2 separate regions of the Homo sapiens genome follow, and region 2 is linked to region 1. Evidence: chromatin contacts called from ENCODE Hi-C or POLR2A ChIA-PET data. All regions are on one chromosome and are shown on one strand. The core of a region is the stretch at or near the end of the contact, and the rest is flanking DNA. Distances in the headings are between cores, read along the strand shown. Region 1 has its middle 57 kb from the start of RREB1. Region 2 overlaps RREB1 (ras responsive element binding protein 1).

The links. A loop is a pair of places that touch in the nucleus more often than their neighbours do. ChIA-PET counts read pairs that join two places held with the same protein, here RNA polymerase II (POLR2A). Pooled maps may share reads with other maps.
Region 2: a pooled map shows a loop between it and region 1 (2.5-fold over the local background). The contact joins two enhancer-like sites. A Hi-C loop is called at or near these places in 2 of 168 maps with a recorded cell type or tissue (gastrocnemius medialis and psoas muscle) and 4 of 50 pooled maps. POLR2A ChIA-PET finds 5 or more read pairs at or near these places in 6 of 52 experiments (HepG2, K562, PC-9 and 3 more).

Annotation. Positions count from the first base shown.
Region 1 is chr6:7,050,040-7,052,739 of GRCh38, reverse strand. No RefSeq gene overlaps it. Among named protein-coding and RNA genes, the nearest start is that of RREB1, 57 kb to the left of the region's middle. RefSeq lists silencers at 502-951, 982-1,101 and an enhancer at 933-1,434. Within about 2 kb of position 1,264, at least 30 of the 41 ENCODE cell types and tissues checked have a DNase peak (open chromatin) inside an H3K27ac peak, as active enhancers do; they include PC-9, where a contact is called at or near this core.
Region 2 is chr6:7,199,536-7,202,290 of GRCh38, reverse strand. The region is part of intron 6 of RREB1 (ras responsive element binding protein 1); the gene reads right to left. Among named protein-coding and RNA genes, the nearest start is that of RREB1, 93 kb to the right of the region's middle. RefSeq lists enhancers at 47-196, 961-1,255. Within about 2 kb of position 1,255, at least 21 of the 41 ENCODE cell types and tissues checked have a DNase peak (open chromatin) inside an H3K27ac peak, as active enhancers do; they include PC-9, where a contact is called at or near this core.

The DNA of each region.
Region 1 (2,700 bases), core at 15-2,514:
CACAACAGCAAATGACTCGCTTTCCAAGGCTGGAGCTGGCCGCCTCGGTCGGCCACAGCGGGGGTGTGCGTGGGGGGTATGCAGCATCCAGTTACATTCCTGACCCACTTTCGCGTCCCCTCCCTCCCCCTCCTCTTCCTCCTCCTCCCAGACAGGCCGCGAGGGCGCCAGCGCTCCGAGGAGCCATCCGCGAGCACTCCCCAGACAGCTGCCGGCTGGGTGCACCCGGCGTCGGGCACTACGGGGGGGACGCCGAGGGAGCCTGCCCCCGCCCCCACCCCCACCCCCGGCTTCCCTGCGCGCTCCCTCCTCGGTCACATGGACCCGCGAGCACCTGTTGGCAACCTCAGCCCCAAGCCGAGCCCCCCGCCGCCCCCTCTCCACCCTCACAGCAAAATTCCTTGCGGGAGGGAATGGGAAGACCGCCCAGTTCCCGTTCTGCAAACCCCGCTTTGCTAGGAGGGCGCAGGGGCCGGCGGGCGACGCCTGCACAGCTGCTCAGCTTAGGAAAGTGCAAAAGCGCCGCAGGCAAGCGGCGACTCGGTAGAGGGGATCCTAACCACCCCCTCCACGCATCACCCGCCTCCCCCGAGGCGGAGCGGGGAGATGGGGTGCGCCCGCCCCCAGCCCAACTCCGCTGGAAACCTGGGCTCCTCGCGGGCGCAGGGTGGGGATGCTGTGGAGTCCCGGCCGGGGCCGCAGGGGCGAGGGCAGGTAGCGGGTGGTGACGGGTGGGTGTGCGTTCCGGGTAGCCCAGTGCAGGAAGGGGGAGGGAAGCTGCCGTCGCAGCTGCAACTTCTGAGCGTGCAGAGCAACTCAGCAACTTTGCCTGCCCGGCGCGCCCCTCCCCCGCGCCACCGGGCCGGGCCGGGGGCTGCGCGGCGCCTTGCGGGCAGACTGGAGGTGCGGCCCAGTGGGGAAGGGACTGGGCTGGGGCTGCGGAAGTGGCACAGCCTCTCGGGGGACAGGAGTTGGGGGGCGCACCCACGCGCCCCGAGGCTTGAAAAATACGCCCGGGCCCCGCGCCGCGCACGCACCCCGCAGCCCCACACCAGCCAGGCCCTCGACTGCCGCTGGGCTCCGCGCGAGGAAGGGGGCGGAAGGATGGCGGCGGAACCATGGAAACTGTGCTCGGTGGATAAATAAGGAGAGGGCCGCGCTAGGCCGTCCCGGGCTGCCAGCATCTCGGAAGGCGGATGCAGCGCCCGGGGGAAGCGCGGCCCAGTTCGCACAAGTTGTTCTTCCCGAGCCGCCGCAGGGCTGCTGCCCTACCGCCCGGCTCCGCGCCGCAGCCGCCCTCGGGGGACGCCGCCTGGAGAGGCAGGCCCCAGCCTGGAAGGAGGCCGCCGGCGGGGGCTACGAGGTGTGGGGCAGAGGAGAGTGTGAAGGTGACCCCGGGGTCATCAGGTGTTTGTTCCGGGTCTTAAGGACCGCGCAAAGCCCTGCCGGTCTCGCTAGTCCCAGGTGCGCGTCCCGGAAGGTGAATTCATGTAGTTCAGACATTCTGAAGCTTCAGTGGGGCTAAATCCAGAAGTACAGGGAACCTGGGACGGCCTGGGATGGTACCCCATGTCCCCGAAGTTCTGCCCACACCCCTTCAGGGCGGCTCCCGGGAGTCGGATTGGCAACAGGGAAGCAGGATGTAAACTGGGAGGCTCTGGCCAGGCCCGGGCGCTCAACCGCACCCATTCCCTGCAAGCAAACTTAGCCTCCAACCTTCCTCCCCAGAGCTCTTCATCTGACTCACTGCCGAGTTACTGATGCTCTCCGGCCAAGCCTATTGCCTGTAAAGCTAGAGATTTCAATGGTGGTGTTATGAAGTTGAGTCACTTCAGGGTGTGGGGATCTTCAGACGCAAAGGGGTTATTTCAAGCGAAAGTAAACTACCTGCGCGGAGAAGCCTGGCAACCAGCTGAACGATTTAATTACATGCCATCTTAATTTAAAGAGATTTGCATGTTCATGAGGCCAGCTGGACAGTTACATTGTGATGTGTACCTGGAAATTACTTTTTAACTGGATAAGGTCAATTTATTTCACACCACGAACGGGTGAACAGTATTTCTCTTTTTTTGGATTCAACATTTTTGGTTCTTTTACTTCTTTTTCTCTTTTCTCTAATCCCACGACATTATTTTCTTTTACTTCTTAATGAAAAAAAAAATAACCTTCTACCCTTTTCCTCTGAAATAATTATGAAAGTCTAGGCTAGAGCGTAGTTTTCCAGAATACCATTCCAAAGAACTAAATCTTCAATATGGCCTTAAGTTATATTTGAAAAAAGGGCTCTGTGGTCATATATCACAACACATTTATTCCCAGATATACACAGTTTTGAATGTTAACATCTCTGATGTCTTCTATTTGGTGCCATCTTAGCATTGGGTCATAGTTTAATTGGCTATGATTTTCTTTCTTAGTGGTCCATAAAATAAGGAAGTTTGAGAAATGCTGAGTTAAGCAAGTTAAATCAAGTATATTTGTTACACAAGAAATAAATACAGCAGTGTAAGGCCTTTCAGAATCTTTGATGTGCTAAGGTGTTTGTGAATCACCACGAAGAGTTTATAATATGAAAACTTTCCTAAGTATGTTTGTTCAGTCACCGTTTTTGTTTTTTGTTTTTTGGTTTTTTTTGGTGAGGATTTTGCCCAGGGCTAGTGTTCCTTCTGGGTACTGCTGCTCTGCTGCTCTAGGAAT
Region 2 (2,755 bases), core at 6-2,505, 150 kb before region 1:
GTCACTGCTACTCCTCAGCCAGTTCCAAAAGAGGAACAAGAAATGCACGGGTGGGGCCATCCCAGATGGTCGGCCATGCGCCCACAAGGGAAGTGGAAGGTGCCGTGGGCGAGTGCAAGAAGCAGCGTAGTGAAAAAGGAAAGCCACCCACTCTGGGGATGTTGTGTTATATTACTTACGGGCCACTGAGAAACTGCTGGCAAGGAAAGGGGAACCAAGATTGGAGAGAGAATGAATATAAATGAATCCAAAGAGAAATGTCACCTCCCAAGACCAACCAGGCGACAGAGCCCTTCTGTATGACCAAGGCCGTCTATAGCCACTTTTATCTAAAACGGATGGACATGGTGCACACATGGCCTCTGTTCTCCAGAGATGTCGAGGGAGGAACAGTACACCATCTACCAACAGAAACTGGAGAGGAGGGCCCCAGAAGAACCTGCAGCATGGCAGACCTCAGTTTTCCCACCCATAAACTTGGAACAGCAGTCCTCTTGAGCAAGCTGGGTTATATAAGCATGAAAAGGAAGAATTAAGTGCTGACACCACAGGACCAATGAACCCATTATGCAACTGAATCTCCGGTTTAAGGAAATACAAAATCTGTCTCCACTGAAGGCCAACAACCTTTCCACTAAGCATCCCAGAGCCCCAAGAGAAGCTGAGGATGGCCCACAGGCACACAGACATGCCAAAGGTGAGATGAGGATCCGTGTCATGAATACACAGGCTAAGACTTCAGTGCTTCCTGTTCATGTTTCAGTGGGGAGGGTGGGATGGGGGTTGGGGGGGGGGGACAATGTTGCCACTAATCACCTTCCTTAACACATCAGAAAAAGGTTGACAGTGAGTGGGCACGCTTCAGTGTTTGCTAGCACCAGCTTGTTCAGCCCGAACAGGTCGGACAGGTTGGATATTTAAACAAAGGCGGAAAAATGTAAGGTATAAAGCCCTGTGAAGTGCTACGGTGGAAATGCTGCCAGCTCCCTGCAGGTTTCATTTTGTGATCTAATGCTGGAAGTCAGGCTCCCTCTTGACTTTGCTACTTTCGAGTTATGAAACTAAACCGGACACACACTCAGGACCTGTTCAAAGTTCTCAGTGCATCAGACGAGGGGCATGGTGGGAGAGGACACCTGGGCATGTTGCATTCCGGAGCAGAGGCCAGCTCTCTGCTAGTCATCCTACCCCCAGCAAGCCCATCCCTAACCTTCCCTAACCTAATTTCTCACTCTCACCACTGCCTGCTGTTCAAGTGTGGGCAAGCACGATGTTCCAGATTCTGCTGCCATCCACCAGTTTTACCCGGTAAGACTGAGCTGCTGAAATACCTCAACAAGATATGTCAAAAATACTGTACTGCTTGCATTAAAGATAAAATTTATTTTGCATTTCCTTTCCAAAACACAAACTGACAACAACTCTGCTAAAACAGAAGAAAACTTAAGTTATAAATATTAGCATCCAGTTGGCCAAATGATAAAAAACTAATTATGAACCAGATCATAAATTTGAGAACCAGTGATAGGACGAAAAAGGCTTGATTGTTGCTTAACATGTCCACTGAGGGGACAGTGTCCACTTGGACAGTTTTATGATTGTTATGCTCTTTGGCATAACTGAACATGAACTTGGTCAATTCAATTCAGAGAGAAATTCTAAATCAAAAGTAAGCATCGGCCACAAGAGGTTTTTCAAATATTTCTTCAAAAATATAAAATAGGCCAGGCATGGTGGCTCACGCCTGTAATCCCAGCACTTTGGGAGGCTGAGGTGGTCGGATCACCTGAGGTCAGGAGTTTGAGACCCGCCTGGCCAACATGGTGAAACCCCATCTCTACTAAAAATACAAAATTAGCTGGGTATGGTGGCGCATGCCTGTTATCCCAGCTACTCGGGAGGCTGAAGCAGGAGAATTGCTTGAACCCAGGAGGCAGAGATTGTGCCATTGCGCTCCAGCCTGGGCGACAAGAGTGAAACCTCATCTCAAAAAAGAAAAAAAAAAAAATACACACACACACACACACACACACACACACACACACATATACACACATACATATATATATATACACACACATACATACATATATACACACACACATATATATAAAATAAGCTGTGCTGATTGTTAAAGGGTATTAGAAAAGAAAAAAACACAAAGTAAAAGGGAAAAATGTTTTGAGGAAGGTCAAGTCTAGCAAATAAAAAACAGGCTACACAAGAGACTGTCAATTAAAATTGGCCAACTTTTAGCTTTGATAATTTTCTTACACTTTTTATCTAATTTGAAGAATAAAATTCAGTGACAGATCACACTTGCCTACCCTTTTTCTCAGAGGATAGTGGCAGCTTTCGATTATTCACAGATTTCTAAAATGCAAAGTAAAAATTCTGGAAAGAACCACAGAATCTCATCTAATAGTATTAATGCAAATCCACACTAAGAAAGTATAAAAATAGGCCAGGCATGGTGGAGTGTGCCTGTAGTCCCAGCTACTCGGGAGGGTAAGGTGGGAGGATCGCTTGAGCCTGGGAGGTTGAGGTTGCAGTGAGCTATGATGGCACCACTGCACTCCACCCTGGGAGACAGAGTGAGACCCCGTCTCAAAACAAAACAAAACAAAACAAAAAAATCACACACACACACAAAACCCAAGCACACACACATATATATGTAAACATCATAGAACAAGCAATCAAAAAAGAAGAAAAAAAGGCAAGTGTTCAAATAATAAGGATTTGCACAACTTGG